2 separate regions of the Mus musculus genome follow, and region 1 is linked to region 2. A link is a loop called in an ENCODE intact Hi-C map of the cell type or tissue named here. Cell type or tissue: heart. All regions are shown on one strand.

Evidence for each region. Peaks named below come from ENCODE experiments on the same cell type or tissue, not always from the same donor. Only the 100,000 strongest peaks of a DNase experiment are listed, where the experiment ranks them.
Region 1: it touches region 2 in a loop (8-fold over the local background); 32 of 42 quality-filtered maps call a loop at or near these places.

What each region holds. Positions count from the first base shown.
Region 1 is chr13:47,010,016-47,018,015 of GRCm38, forward strand. It overlaps Nhlrc1 (NHL repeat containing 1), which reads right to left and starts at 4,835. Exons shown (of 1, transcript NM_175340.4): 1 at 2,542-4,835. The coding sequence starts at 4,764. The coding sequence ends at 3,559. It also overlaps the pseudogene Gm5790. In heart, a CTCF peak has its summit at 7,489; DNase peaks (open chromatin) are centred at 3,936 and 4,866; H3K4me3 peaks cover 1,837 bases; H3K27ac peaks cover 917 bases.
Region 2 is chr13:46,835,239-46,843,238 of GRCm38, forward strand. All of the region lies in intron 4 of Kif13a (kinesin family member 13A), which reads right to left. Among named protein-coding and RNA genes, the nearest start is that of Gm22960, 63 kb to the right of the region's middle. In heart, a CTCF peak has its summit at 3,490; a DNase peak (open chromatin) is centred at 7,123.

The sequences.
Region 1 (8,000 bases), 170 kb after region 2:
CACTGAGGCTCCTTGCCGCTGAATGTGTGGAGGTAGTGGACATATGGGAATTCATCCGCGGACACTGCTGTCACCCTTCCCACATAAGTAGATGATGCTGGTGTCTGGGTCGTAGAAGGAGAGCAGCACTCCATTGCTAGTGTCCATTTCATGGAGAGCATTGGTTTCTGCATGTTTTTTTGGGTTCCAGAGCGTCAACTGCCGCTCGCTCATGCGGCTAAAGCCAGTAGTGAATACGTTGCCGTCCGCCAGGAAGATGGCACGCATAGGCCTGGCTCCTTCGTGTGCTTTCTCCTTCTCCACCGCCATCTCCTGTTTCCTGGGGTCAATGACTCTCATTTTCTTGTCTTTGGATGCTGTGCAGATGAGACTACCGTTACAGCTCCAGCTCTCGTTGTAAATCATGTCTGAATGCATATCATCCAAGTTGATGAGGGCTTCCCCTGTCCCCACGTTCCAGATGATAATGACATTATCACAGCCTGCACTGAGAAGCACAATGTGGGCCGTCGGGTGCCAGGCCACGATGCCAACTCTTTTTGAGTGGCCTTCTAGAATCACCACAGGCTCAGTCAGGGAAAGGGTCAGTCCATTTTCTGGGATCTGCCAAACCATAACAATGCAGGCCTCTGAGCCGCTGGCGATAACCTGATCGTTATGTGGACACCAGTCTATGTCCAGCACTGGTCCTGTGTGGCCACACACTGTAGGGTAGGATTTGTCAATTTGTCCCGTCTTGTGCAGAGGGAGCATCAGGAAGGCCCCTCCCCTACTTGCTTCTATGATGATGGCCACGAATCTGGGGTTGATGGCGCAAAAGGAACTGTCCCAGGTGACTCGGGAGACGCGGATGTCATCATAGCACTGATCATTCTTCACCGCCTGTCCAAAGACATGCCGGAACTTGCTCTGCCGCACCACTCGCCGCATCGTGTCAGAGCCCGGGTGCCTGAGGCGCCACCGAAGTCCCTGCTGCAAAGCCCCGAGAAGCCTCCATCCATCCGCTGCCGCCTCCCGCCTGGCACTGAGTGCCGCGCGGGGGAGGGGCGCGGCAACCGCTGCCCAGTCCTTCGCGCAAGCGTGCAGGCCCTGCCCCCCTCAAATCTTTGAATTGGGTCAACAGACACTAACATTATCCAAATGTAATGGTTCTGAAATAAAACACTGTAAGATCAATCCACAGTTGCTATCTAAGTTTTGCTGTTACATATTTAAAATAGCTGTAAAGTTACTGGTCTATGGTGATAATTTATCTGACTTTTTTTTTTTTTTTTTGAGGCAGGCTCTAACTATGTAGGTTGGTCTCATAGTGCTAGGATTTAGGTGTGTGCTACAATGCCCAGCCGAGGGCATCGGGATGAGGGAGAAGAATTCAACCACTGGGCTTCCTGTTAGAGGACCAGTGGTGTTGAGCAGTGCCCAAAATGTTACTATTGATGTTCTGGGATGGAATCAGTTAAAGCAACAGTGTGGGCAGGGGAGGAGATGTTTCGGGAGTGAAGATGCTTGCCACAGAGCCTGATGATGTGAGTTAAGTACCCTAGACCCAGATGGTAGCAGACGAGAACAGGCGTGTCACTCAAGCTGTCCTCTGACCTCGACACATGATGGCATGTGTACATGCACACAGGCACATGTGTGAACATACATACAATAAATAATAAATGTATGTAATAATTTAAAAAGAAACACAGGCTTTAATGGGATGGCATGGCAGCTAGGCCTTCACCTTGGGCTCCTGATGTCAGCATTCGTATCCTTTGGAAGACACTTTCAGTCATACTTCAGTGAGTGTCTCTATTAAAACCATAGGGGCTGAGTGTGGTGTGTGCCTTCAATCTCAGTGCTACAGAGGCAGAAGGCAGAGGAAGCAGGAGGCAGAGGAGGCAGGAGAGGCAGAAGGCAGGCGGATCTCTTGAATTTTCAAGGGCAGCCTGGTCTACAAGTGAGTCCAGGACAGCCAGGGCTACACAGAGAAACCCTGTCTATAAATAAATAAATAAATAAAAAATAAAATAAATCTTTGTAGAGCTAGCTGTAACTCAGTTGGTAGAACACTTACTTAGCATGTATGACGCCCTGGGTTCTACCTACCTCCAGCACCACAGAACCCTTGGTGTTGTGGTACTTGACTTTAATTCTGCACTTGGGAGATGGATGCAGGAGGATCAGAAGTGAAGGTCAGGCTTAGCTTCAGAGCATGTTCAAGGTCGGTCCAAGATGTACAAGACCTTGTCCCCAAACAGCCTCTTTGTATAAAAGGATATCATTTTGTTGACACAACATTAGTTCTTATCTAAAGCAAACTCTCACCTCTCAAAAGCATCCCCAGAAAACATTTTCATGCTGCCCCAGAGGTGTAAGTTATTTGGTATAATTCCAACATCCCTGAACTCAAAGATTTTTGTGCTTGCTTAAAAAAAAATAGAGAGGATCAGCATTTCACCCCAAATATTCTCCACTCCTCCCCTCAATTACAGCACTGAGGAGCCCTTACATTGTCAAGGCTGTGCTTCCATTCAAGACACGTTTCCAGCACTCTAAAAGGACGAAGACTGTTTATTAAGTACAGTGTTTGAATCACATTTCAAATTACACAGAGAAAAGCCTCCATCACAAAGTGCTTCAGGCGTCAGAGATTTACCACACCAAACAAAATCACTTCTGCCATCAATGTGCTGGGGCAAGATCTAATTAACACGAGTCTCATATGCCCATGACGCTAGCAGGCAGTGGCTCTGCAGATTTTTCTCAAATTATCACTGCGGGATAGTTCCCAGTGCCCATAGAGGAAGAAGAAAGAGGGGGAGAGAGGGAGAGAAAGAGAGGGAGAGAGAGAGAACACACTAGTCCAGCTTAGCCTCAAAATTACTAGGTAGCTAAGCTGCAGATTGCATTGAACTTCCTGCCTCCACTTCTCAGGATTTGGAGTTCTGGCACACACTATCATCCTGGCAGCCTTTGCCTTATAAGGAAAGAGCTCAACTTTGTTTCTTGTTCAAATCTTGGAACTGGTAATAAGCTATCTACTCTACCTTTGGGGGAGCTCACAGCTGAAGGTGATGGACAACTTCCCTTTTCTCCTAAAATCCCCATGAAGACCCCTTTCTTGTCTTTGTGCACTTTACCAGTTACCCACTTGTAAGGAGAACATACATACATAAGACACAGCTCACAGTTTTTGTTGTTGTTGACGACATCTAACATCATATCTAAGAGCAAGTGGTTTGGAGCCAGAACTGAATTCAACTGTCCCAGTGAATACAACTCTAAAGAAACCATACTGAATGCTCTGGGTCTGTCTTCTCATCTCCCAAGTGGACGGATAATAGGAATTAACATCGCTGTGTGTTAAGAAGCAAACAGGCTAAGATCTGCAAATTTCTTAACACGGGAACAGGCATTCACCGAATGACAAATTTAATTATTAGTCTTTTAAAACTGCCTTAGTAACTGCTTTTGCCATTCAGTTACCATTACTTCTGTCTGGATGGATGGGTGAGACCAATTCACTCCCAATGACACCAAGATTTCTGACTCCTGGCTTCAGGATCCCCATCACCCTCCGTTGCCCTCCATCACTTTAAAGACTTTTATAGAATGGGATGCAGTATCCAGCACAAGAAGAGAATTCTCCTTGGTGAAGGCCAGTGCCACAGGACGGGAGAGGCCGTGAGTGATTATAGGCTTCAGGGCTGGGAATTCTTCGGGTTTCCCCAAGCAGACGATGGCTGGACCAGAGGTGTCAGCAACAATCACGTTTCCTTGGTGATCGAAGGTCACAGCAGAGGCAGTTACTTTGGAGGGGAAGAGGAGGTTCAGCCCGAAGCTATCCACCTGGCCAATCAGCTGCATAGTGGAGTTGAACACCTTCACCCTTGTGTTGTTACAGCCAGTCCTCCCAAAGGCACAAGGATGCTCTAGGACCGCGATGGCCCCCGTGAGCCATGACACTGCCAACCCACGGGGACTGCATAGGTGAGCTTGCAACCTCTCAATCCTCCGAAGGACCCCTTCAGGGAAATCCGCTTCCAGCAGGTGCAAAGTCCCTGCCTCTGCATCAGTCACCAGGACCCCATTGTGAGGGGTGATCTCCACACCCCAAGGCAGGGAAAACTGCTTTCCCACAACCAGCTTGATCTGGCCAAAGAAATCAAACACTTTGAGGGAGCAGTCGCCAGCGTCGGTGACAACCACATGGCAGTCGTTGGTGACGGCGACATCCAGTGGGTACTTCACGTCGTGCGCTGCGTCCCCCTTTTCTCCAAACTGGTGTGCACCTCCTCCTCCGGAGTCAAAGATCTTGACCCGTCTCTTCCCGTCGTGCACGACCACTACCCGTCCGGTCTTGGGGCACAGTGCAAGCCCTGTGGGGTTCACTAGGGTCCCCCACCCGCCGAAGGCGTGGTAGCAGGTGAGAGTCCCCGGCGCGAAGGGGGCGGCGCTGAGGGCAGCCGGGGACGCGTGGAGGGTGGAGCCCAGGAGCTCCAGGAGGTGCAGCACCGGCAGGCAATCGCTGGTGTCACAGGCTCGGCAGGCCCGCCGGCAGAAGGGACACTCGAGGCCCAGCGTCCGCGGGTGCGCGAGAGCGGCGACACAGGCCAAGCAGACCACGTGGCCGCAGGGCAGGTTGCGCGGGCGCCGCTGCTGCCAGTGGCCGAACCTCTCGAAGCACACCTTGCACTCCAGCAGGCTGACCTCCGCCTCCCGCACCAGCTCGGGCCGCACCCCAGCCGCTGCCACCGCCGTCGCCTCCTCCCCCATTGCTCCCGCTGCTCCGCTGCCTCCGCGCAGCCCTCAGTCACGGCCACGGTCACGGTCACGGAGCGGGGCATGCGCTCTGACGCAGGGCGCACACTGCCACCCCCTGGCGGACGCACGACGCAGTCGTCCGCATGCGCCGTGCGCAGACCTGGGATAATCACGTCACGGGTGGAAGATTCCAGGATTAAAGATTGAGACATGTCAGCGGGTGTGGGGGCGGGGTGTGATGAGTGGGTCTCTCCGTGTCCTCCTGTAAGTGACAGCTAGTCTCTCAGGGATGGTGCCCAAACGGACTGCCAGTCAGCTTCGCTGGGAGGTGGGTACCAGGGCTAGACAGGAACAAGACATGGCTCCTAGTCTCTGTATAGTAAGATTCTGAAGACAGAGACACAAGAAAGAAGATAACTTCAAGGGGCAGATGTGCATTCCTCTCTGCTGTGTTTTTTCCTTCTTGTGAGAAGGTAGCTACGTAGACGTCAAAGAATTGGGTGTGATAGTTGTGATGCCGGGACTCAGGCGGCAGAAACAGGAGAACAGCTGTTGGTGGTTAGTTGGAGGCCAGCCTAGGCTACAGTGCCTAAAAAAACAAACCCCCAAACCAAAACAAACAAAAGAATACTTGTGAAGTGGGTTTGTGTGGAAGGGATATTTTGAAAGCTGTTAGCTTTCTCGCATGGTGGTCTACATAGTGAGTTCCAGGCCAGTTAGAGGCACAAAGGGAGACCCCGTCTCAAAAACAAACAAAACAACAACAACAAAACTTGTTAGTTAGTAGCAGTTATAGAATTCGCTCGTGCCTGCCTTCTTTTAAGTGGTTTTCATTCACTTTTATTTAAGCCTCATGGAGGCCGTGATTGGAAGGCAGGCAGTTTGACTACACGGCATCTCACTGATCATCAGATATGGTTTTGTATGACAAATGTTTGAGTCTCCTTGGCAAAGGCTTAACTGCACCAGTGTGGGCTGAGGGGCACTGTGAAGGGGATTATAACGTACAGGTAAGTTCGAGCCAGCGGTTCCTCCCTGCAATGCCTTCCATCCCGAGAAAGATTGAAAGTAAAGGGGCTGAAGCGATGGCTCAGTGGTAAAGAGTGCTTGCTGCCCTTCTGGAGGACATGAGTTCAGTTCTCCGCACCATCTGTAACCCCAGCTCCAGGGAATCCAGAGTCCCCTTCTGGTCTCCATGCATTTGCAAACGTGTGAGATACATTCACATAAACATATACACCTGCAAATAAATAAGTATAGGAAATATTTCAAAACTGGAGAAATGATTGACAATAAAGATGATCGTGGAAGTATCCTAATCTTATGGTCAGTATAATCTTCCGAAATCCATTGGGGGTATTCAAAGCTCTCATTTTCGGAGTTAACTGTCTTACATGAACAAGGTGCTGGCCAAAACCATGTATTAGAACATTCTTATTCACAAAAAGGCTGTGATCATGATTGGTTACCCTCTTGTTCCATAGACTTCCAAGAAACTGGAGGACTCAAGCCTGTGTTAACACTCTTCGAGAGAGAAATTCTTTGGAAGGCCAAGGAAAACAAGCAGTTTTTTTTTTTCTTTTTTAATCAACTACTACATATCTCAGAGATTGAATGTTAGACCAGAATAACCAAGCTGATACTATGATTTCAAAATGCATTTCCATTCTAAATAAGACACCAACTAAAATAATATCTCATAGAAAGTTTTTTTATTAGTAATTTAAAAAAACTGTTTTTTATTAGTGTGTGTGCACGAGGCTGTCTGTGTGTCTGTGTGGACGTCTGTGTGAACCTCTGGAGGCCAGAAGAGGATGTTAGATACCCGAGAGCTAGAATTATAGGCAGGTGTGAGCCACTGAATGTGGGAGGGTTCCTAATGTGGATTCTCCAGACTGGGCAGCCAGCGTTATGTAACTATTGAGCAACCTCTCCAGCCCCTCAGAAATAATAAGAAAATAGATTTATTTTACTTTTTGTGTATAAGTGTTTTCTCTACAGTATGCCTGGTGTCATAGGAGGTCGGAGCGGGGCTGTCGGTTCCAGGAAACTGGAGTTACAGATGGCTGTGAGCCACAATATGGATCCTGAGACTCAAACCCAAGTCTTCTGCAAGAGCAGCAAGTGCTCTCACGTTAAGCCTTCTTTCCAGCCCCTCAGAAACAGTTTTTAACTCGGGAAACACAGTCTGGATACAAAACTGGACTATTTTTAGAACCAGTCTTGTGCAACAGAAATGTAAGGAAACCCACATTTTAAAATAATTCCCTTGTATCCCCACTTTTAAAAAGTTGAAAAGAAAAACAAAATTTAGTTGAATTCTTTGTGTCCAATCCATCCTTTGGACATTGTAATCACCTGAAAACATGAATGGAGACATTTTAACACTCATTTTGTATAGTGAGTAAAGTCTGGTGTGTTTTACCTTCAGTGTGCATCTATCTAATTCAGATAAGCTAACTTCCACAAGTGGGGCTGGTGGCTCCCACACAGATCATGACAAAGGCAGAGCCGTCCTAGGAGGTGTCATCTTTTAAAGGTATTTCCCAGACTGACCCTGATGGATCCCTTACTTGTATCTAACTCGTCTCCGCTCCAGCATTGCACCCAAACTATTCAAAGACCCCGATTCATTGCTGACTGCAGCTGAGCTGTGTCCTCTAGAGATGTCCAAAGGCTTGCTGCCTGCTGAAGCTCCTTCTCTGCCTTCTCAGGCCTTTGCTGCCTCTGAGAGGCTACAGGTGGCACTACACCATGAGCACTGCTGGCTAGGTTGGGCAGCTTTGCAGCAAAGACACTCAGTTTTCTCCTGGGGTTTACTATAAAGCACTTAACTAGGAGGTTTGTTTGTTTGTTTGTTTTGAGTCAGGGTCAGCTCATGTCGGCTTCACGCTGGTTATGAGGCTGGGGCTGGCCTTGAACTCACCATCCTCCTGCCTGTACCATCCTAGTCCTAGGACTACAGGTGCTTGCTACTATGCCAGCCCAGATATTAAGTTAAAGGGATGGCATGTGATTGGCAGTTAAGGTTTTTCTCAGCTCTGCAAAGCTTCCAGCTTCAGGAATAGCAAACAAAACCAAGGTCTGAGTCCCACAGTTTAGGGGTCTTGGCAATGTTAATCTTCAGACTTTGCCTCCATCCCATGGAACCCGCCAGTCTCTGCTCTGTTGTCTCTACCAGCCTAAGCTGACAGCCTGGTCTTTCTTCTGTCGGATCAAGGATACAGAGTCTGATTGACAGCCTGGTC
Region 2 (8,000 bases):
GAGATTGTATGCCTTAAATGTAAGCGTTCCAGAATGAAAAAGCATATACTTTAAAAATAAAAAATAAAGTACTTACACGTGTCAACAATTGTAACAAGAAACATTATTGAAGAGGGGAAAGCCATGCCACAGTAACTATGTAAAGACTTAGACATTATAATGCACGAGTCACCCACACAGAGAGAAGGGGGCGGGTTAAAGTTTGCAAAATGAATCGAAAAAAAAAAAAATCCAAATTTACATCGCCTTTCCTCTCCCTTTCTAACACCTACCATCCAGTACAGCGCTTCCTCCTGACACGTTGGTAGCACCCACAGATTTTAAAAGCAAACAGAATTTTAACAGCCTTGTCTAAACACACAGTGCGTTGTGAGGTGTGTGTGCACACAGCCACCAACAGCATGGCTTGTCCGCGTCACTGTCTCTGACACACATACTTGAAATACCGCTCTTAAGTCGCAGTCTGCTACAAGGCTCTTGATCTCCCCCCATAAGAATATCAGTATTTTCTCCTGTTTTGAAGGGGCCTTCCTTACTCTCTAAGCACTCTGGGCTCCGATTCAAAAGACAGGCCAGGCCTTAGTCTTGAGTCAAGCCTTGGCCTAGGCAGGATGCAGAGTAAGCTCAGCTGTGCTCAGGCTTGGTAGAACTGCCCGTGGTCCAGACTCAAGCCCACTCTAACGCTGTATCAGCCCAAGCAGATGACCATAGCAATCCCGTTTGCTCTTCCACACTGGTCAAACACTCCCTAGGAAGGAGCAGGGACAGGTGGGACAGGACTTCTAGCTACTGGACCATAATCCACAACTTCAATTCTGCAGACTTGGGGAACAAAACCAAGAATACTGGGTTGGTTTGCATTCATCAACTTGATTGGCTTTAGACTCACCATGGAAACCCACCTCAGGGTGTGCCTGTGAGGGTATTTCCAGAAAAATGTAACTGAGGAGGGAAGGACTCACCTCGAGTGTACCAGGTAGCAGCATCTCCTGGGCAGAGTAAAAAGAAGCAAGCAAGCTCTGCATAGCACTCACCTCTCTCTGCTTCCTGACTTCTAACATCATGTGACCAGTGCCCCCCTACGTCCTGTCACCATGCCTTTCCCACCATGATGGATGTAGCCCCCTAAACTGCAAGCCAAATAAACGCTTTTCCCCACTAGGGGCTTTCTGTCAGGCATTTGGTCACACAACAAGCAAAGTAGCTGATGTAAGTGTGAGGGCTTGGACTTGTCCCCCAGCGTTCACTGGCTGGAAACTGGACCCCCGGAGCAGGAGTATCAAGAGGTGGTAGGGCCCTTTAAGAAAACACTAGGTAGGTCACAAGGGTTCTATCTTCATGAATGGGGAAATGTGGTGATCACAGGGGTGAGTTTGTATCACAGGAGTGAGCTTGTGCTGAGGCCCAGGATGGCCCTTGTCCCGCTCTCAAGCCAGGAACTAGTCTGCCTGTATTTATGCCAAGAAGGAAGAGATGGCTTCCCTATCCAGTTGGTGTCTTTATCTGTAGTCACACTTTATAGATTTCTATTCTAACTTTAGATACACAGGTATGGCAGGTGACCTATAAATATGATGACAGGTGACTGGGGTCAGAAAGACTGTCATCTGCCAAGACCTCGTCGCTGGTGAATATAGCCAGTCAGGAGCTCAGGCCTCGGACACTGGTGATCAATCAGCCGCTCTTGCTCTTGGTCTCCATGGTGAGCTTAAACTCTCAGAGCCTATCTGGAGCTTCGTTTGTGTGTTTCCTTGTTTATCTCTCATTCTGGCTTCAACTATTAGACTATGATGTCAAGGCCCATTGCAGCTCTACAGAGCATAAGGCATGCGTCACACATTCGTGTTTGATGACAGAATATAACCCGAGCTTGTCACATTTACACTTACCTATTGTGTGGATGTGTGGCTGTGTGGATGCATGTGTGGATGTGTGGATGCATGTGTGGATGTGTGGCTGTGTGGATGCATGTGTGGATGTGTGGGTGCATGTGTGGATGTGTGGATGCATGTGTGGATGTGTGGATGCATGTGTGGATGCATGTGTGGATGTGTGGCTGTGTGGATGCATGTGTGGATGTGTGGATGCATGTGTGGATGTGTGGATGCATGTGTGGATGTGTGGATGTGTGGATGCATGTGTGGAAGTCAGAGGAGGAGACAATTCTCGCACCTTTTCATTCTGTGAGGTTTGGGACTTGAACTCAGGTCATCAGACTTGGCAGCAATCACCTTTACCTGCTGAGCCATGCCATCAGCCCCGTGGCTTTTCATATTTAATAAAGTTTCATTCATAAGTGGGATATGAGAGAAATTTGGAAAGCAAACAAATGTGTGCGCGTGTGTTTATAAGTGTTTATACACATAAATGCATAAAGCGAATGTTTTCGTGTATTTCTGGAAAGAAAATTTTTTTCTCCCTTCCATCTGCAAGTAACGATACTAAGATGCAACTAGGAAAACAGTAAAATAGAAAGAATTACTGTGAAGCTTATGTGTTTTCAGAAATCTACAGCTAGGTTCCTTGAGAGACCGGAATACATTTTATTATAACTTCACATCCCAGAGAGAACTTATTCTTTTTAAGACAAAAATAATGAGTATTTCCTTCATCTATGTGAACATTTTTTTTAAAAACCTCTTATTTAATATATATTTTCAACTATCGTGTGTGTGTGTGTGTACATATGAGTGTGTGAGTATGTATGTGTATGCATGTGCATGCATGCAGGTAGGTAAACTTTCAGGAGTCAGCCCTCGTCCTCTACCCCGTGGGGCAGGAGATCAGACTCAGTTTCCCAGACTTGGCAGCAAGCACCTTTACTCACTGAGCCATCTCAGCGGCCCCTATGTGAACACCAAGCTGGCCATCTTAGGATTCTGATATAGGCATCCCAGCCCCACCCTGCAGACATCTCCGTTCGCTTTCATTTCCCAGGATTTACAGTTTCCTACACTTTCCTGCTGACCGCCATTGCAGGGATTCCCCAAATTAAACACGAGGCCTTCTCTCTGACACCCGTCACTGCTGCTCATTATCCTGACTAGGCCAGGTCAAGAAGGAAGAAGACCCCATTTTTAAAAGACTTATTTATTTATATGAGTACAATGTAGCTGTCTTCAGACACACCAGAAGAGGGCATCGGATCCCACTACAGATGGTTGTGAGCCACCATGTGCTTGTTGGGATTTGAACTCAGGACCTCTGGAAGAGCAGCCAGTGCTCTTAACTCCTGAGCCATCTCTCCAGCCCCAGCTCACTTACTCTTAACGTTAAGTAAATAGGCTGTCTGAGTTCTGAGTCACTTTATAAGCTGGCTGGTACACCCCCCTCCCTTGCTTCTTTCCTGAATGCATGCTAAAAACATCAACTGTTGGTCCATCATACATGTTATCATATATGCTAAAGACATTAACTGTTGGCCTATCACACATGTTCCAAGTATTTTTCCCAACTCTGTCATGCAACAGTTTTGTTATTTCATATTCAGATATTAAAGAGCATAGCTAGATGGCAGCAGTGAGCAAGTTCAGCAATAGCCCAGCAGGTAACAGCACTTCCCATCTGATGACCCCACTTTGTCCCCTGTGACCTACATGGTGGGAAGAAAGAACCGATTCACATATATATGCAACGTAATTATATATATATATATATATATATATATATTTTTTTTTTAGCCAGGTAACCCTGGCATGGTGGGAAGAAAGAACCAATTCACATATATATACAACATAAATATATATATATATATATATTTTTTTTAAAGCCAGGTAACCCTGGCTGTTGTGGCAAGCTGGCCTCGAACTCATAGATCCACCTGCCTGCCTCTGCCTCCTGAGTGCTGGGGTTAAAGGCGTGTGCCACCACTGCCCAGCCCTAAAAGCAAAACTTGTAATACTCAAATCCTTTCTCTTTCCTTTACAGTTTTTGCTCACAGTTTTCACACACAGTTTTCACACGGGAGTTTGCTCACATTTTCGTTTAGTTGTGAGTCCTGCCTCTCCCTGGTGGAGGGGCTCTGGGAAGGCCTCATGTCTTAAAGTGGCAAATGCTGAGCGCTCTTTCACTTGACTGATGACCAGGATATCAGGCTGGTCACAGAGGCACCAGCCACTGTGCCTAGCTAGCGAAGAGCCTGAGATGGTTTTTAGTCATTATCTACAATGAGTATCATCTTGTCATTAGTTTGGTGCAAAAAAGGAAGTCACCAGCTAGTCACCGTTCCTTCTGTCTTGCCAGAGCTCTGTACAGCTTCCTAGTTTTAAAGATGACAGTAAAAAGGATGAGACAGTGGACAGCAGTCCTCAGAAAGGAATCATTGTTGCCTGTTTTTTTTTTTTTTCATAGCTTTCTTTGTGGTCTCACTGATAAATGTAAGGAGGGAGTGTTTCTCACATTAGAGAGAGAGAGGGAGCATGCTAGGATCCAGGATAGGCAAACTAGTCCCCAATCGTTTGCAACATTAGGATAGAACGTTGCAGTGGGAAAGAACACGCTATAATGAACAGCAGCAGTAAAAAAGCCAATGGGACCAATTCTATGGACTTCTCATTATTTCCCCACCCTGACGCTGTGTGAATGCATGAGCCCTGGGCTGCAGTTATGCTCAACCAATTCTTTTGTTCAGTCACCATCAGGGAATCACTATTACAGGAAGAATAGCTGTGAACGTAGTCAAGATCCCAACGGTTAACCAAATCTTCACAGTGTACCATGTATCCGTGGAGCAGACTCTGCCCTCATCAACAACAGTCTCTGCAGGCAGCGCAGGGATGGCTTCGCTTCTTTGCTCTGTCTTAGAACACTGGACATCCCAAAGACCCACACAAAGACCCATGGTTGACCCAGATGAATGAAGGTCTTTCTTTCCCCCTCTGTAGTACTGGGGGCTAAACGTAGGGTCCTACATGCTAGGTAAGTGTTCAACCACTGAGTTCCATTCCCAGCTGCGAGGGTTTTTCATTAAAAAAAACCTTCTGTCGTGTTCATGTCCGTATTTTTAAAAAAACCTTTCTCAGCCTAGGAAAGAATGACTTAGCCGCTGCTTCTGAACCCTGGCTCACACACACACACACACACACACACACACACACACACACACACACACACACACAAAAGGCAGCTGTTTATGCTGCATGGTGGGAACTAGGGAATTCAAACACTGCCTGGGCAGATCTCATAAAAGATGCAATATTCCCACCCTGAATGCTTCCCAATTACAGTTTACAGTTTACACGCAAGCAGAATGGAGTGCTGTTTGTCTAGGCAAAGGCCTACAGGGAGGTTCAGAAGTCCTGTGGGAAACAGGAGGATCTATGGGTATTTGTTCTCAACCCAGACAGACAGAGCAAAGCTACAAGACTGCCCAACCCAAGAGGCCCGTGGCTTCCTGGCAGAACCCGTGTCAGGGAGGCATCTTTGGAGACCGCCCTGAGCTTCACACACCCGCTGCAGTGAACCCACAGGGCATGCCGCATCTGACCTCACTGTTAATAAGCATGGCCAAGACGCCCTTTTCCTTCAGGGTTTATAATCGCATCTCTGATGACCATGTAGACAAGTTATAAAACCCGGGCATGCCCAGTGAGACATGCAACACGACGTCAGAGCAGTAACAGGAGCTCCTGTGTGGGACCTCTGCAAGCTGAGTCACCCAACACTGAGTCACGGATGATACGGATCTTTGAAAAACCAACACCGCCAGGTCTCCCTACGTGGGCGTCACCTGACCCCTTGGGAACAGCAGTAACGGCCTCCCAGCCACCATGCTAGGTCTTTACAATTCAGGGTCTTGACAGCAATGCACTAAAAGGAGTCAACTTGGAACAAGGGAAAAGACAACTAAGTCCTGTGTCCAACATCTACCTACGGAACAGACAGGATGGACCGGGGCCTAGGAAGTAGGATAATGAAGAAAGAGGGTATGGTCCAAGTTGTTTATAATCCACATTTAAAAAAAGCACCACCATGGACACAGCAGAGTGGATAGAACTCTTCAGCAGGGTGCGGCACAGTATAGACTTCCACGAACAGAATATACTTCTACGTGGGAGAGTATAGGATCTAAGATTGGAACGATGTTATAGCTTAGGTCTTTAATGTCTCCAAAGTCCCACAAGTTAAAGATTGCTGTCCAGGGTAGTACTAGTGGGAAATAGTGGAGTTTTTAGATGGTAAGAACCTAAGTGTGTAGAGAAATCCTTGGATTATTGGGGGTACGCATGAAGAAGACTTAGAACCCCAGTTTTCCCTTCTTTACTTCTTGACCTTGAGGTTAAAGGTTTTAATCTACCTTGCAGCCAGTCATTATACCCTGTCTTTTATCTCAGTACCAAAGCAATGGGGCCAATCAGCCATGAACTGAGGCCTCCAAAGCTTTTCTCTCTATGTAAGGTTTGATCTCAGGTTCCCTATAGCTACGGAAGCTAACCAATACAAACCCAACCCGAGATCAAATTGATCTCTTAAGCCCCTTCTTTTCTTCATCTCTTTTCCCTCTAGAGTTGGGCTGGCAGGAGCTTGGCTGTGCATTTGTGAGCTGCAACTCCTAGCCCTGCTTCTTTATGAAGGTGCTTTCTCCTCTACACAGGGCTGACAGCCACAGTAATTTTGATGACTCTGAACTTGGCAGGGGCTCAGATCCAAATCTGAGCACCTGGATAGTACAAGAATGGACAGGTCTCGCTTGCATACCTCAAAGGGAGAAGAAGGCCTTATTTGAATGAGGTTTAAGCAAATTCCTTCCTCAAAGGCCTTTGGCGTGGGGAGTGCAGCTCACAAAATTTCTCACATCCAGAGACTTCAGGCCATATTTAAGTTGAATGAAACCAAACTCTAGTTCAGATAAAGGAACAAAGACGTTAAGCCTACACCTGGAGGTGCAAATTTTAATTTTTCAATCAACTTCAGAAGTTTACTGTGAAGGGACCTGGTAAAGAGAACTTGAGAAACTGGGCCACGAAGTGAAAGCAAGCCTCAGGCCACTTTCCACTGTGGCATCCAAGTGCTATCAGAATGGCCGTTCAGGGAAGTGTTACTTGTACCATGGTAGGGAGTGTCTTACCCAGACAACATTTCCAACCCAGGGACACTGCTAGGGCTGGCATGAGCTGGCCGTTTCTGTTGTTGTTATTTCTAGATGAAGTGGCTGACTCACAGGGAAGAGAGCCAAGGAGCAAAGAAAGCAAGATCGACTGGGGAGCCTGTCTCCACACGAATGGCTGCTGACAAAGAAGCGTCCCTCAGCTCTGACAGCATTTGACAATGATTCTCTCCAGTAAGGTAGCCGGCTCAAGCTTCTGTCCCTTCGAGAGCTCCTGGCTGTGGTGGTCTTGGGGAAATGTGTAAATAGTGCTCAGCCGAGCACCTGGGCTCAGGAGTTTGGACAGCATCTGTCTGGAGAGAAGATTCAGGTACTAACACTCCCAGCTCAGTCCCACACCACGGCTTCTTAACAGAACCACTCTAGGGCTCAGGGAGACGAGACATGTCCAGGACAGGAGTCGAATCCATACGTCATCGATAGAATGTATCCCTGTTTTTATGTCATCGATAGAATGTATCCCTGTTTTTATGTCATCGATAGAATGTATCCCTGTTTTTACGTCATCGACAGAATGTATCCCTGTTTTTATGTCATCGATAGAATGTATCCCTGTTTTTACGTCATCCATAGAATGTATCCCTGTTTTTGTTTCCATTCACATTGGTCATTGCTTTTACCTATAAAAGGTAGCAGGACCTTCCCAAACCTCTATTTTTCTTCTCTGTGAAATGTGGACAACAGTATTTCCTATCTGACTCTACCTTCTGGTCATTCTATCTGCCCCCACATACACACATGCAAAAGGCTCAACACCATGCCGGGAAGGAATGTGGTATGTGGACTGTATTTTATACTGTGGTGACAGTTATCTGCCCCTCTGAACACAGCTATGTCAAACTGTTTCTGGGTCAGAAAAAGGAAACATGAAAAAGTTGGGGTGAGGAAGGATTTA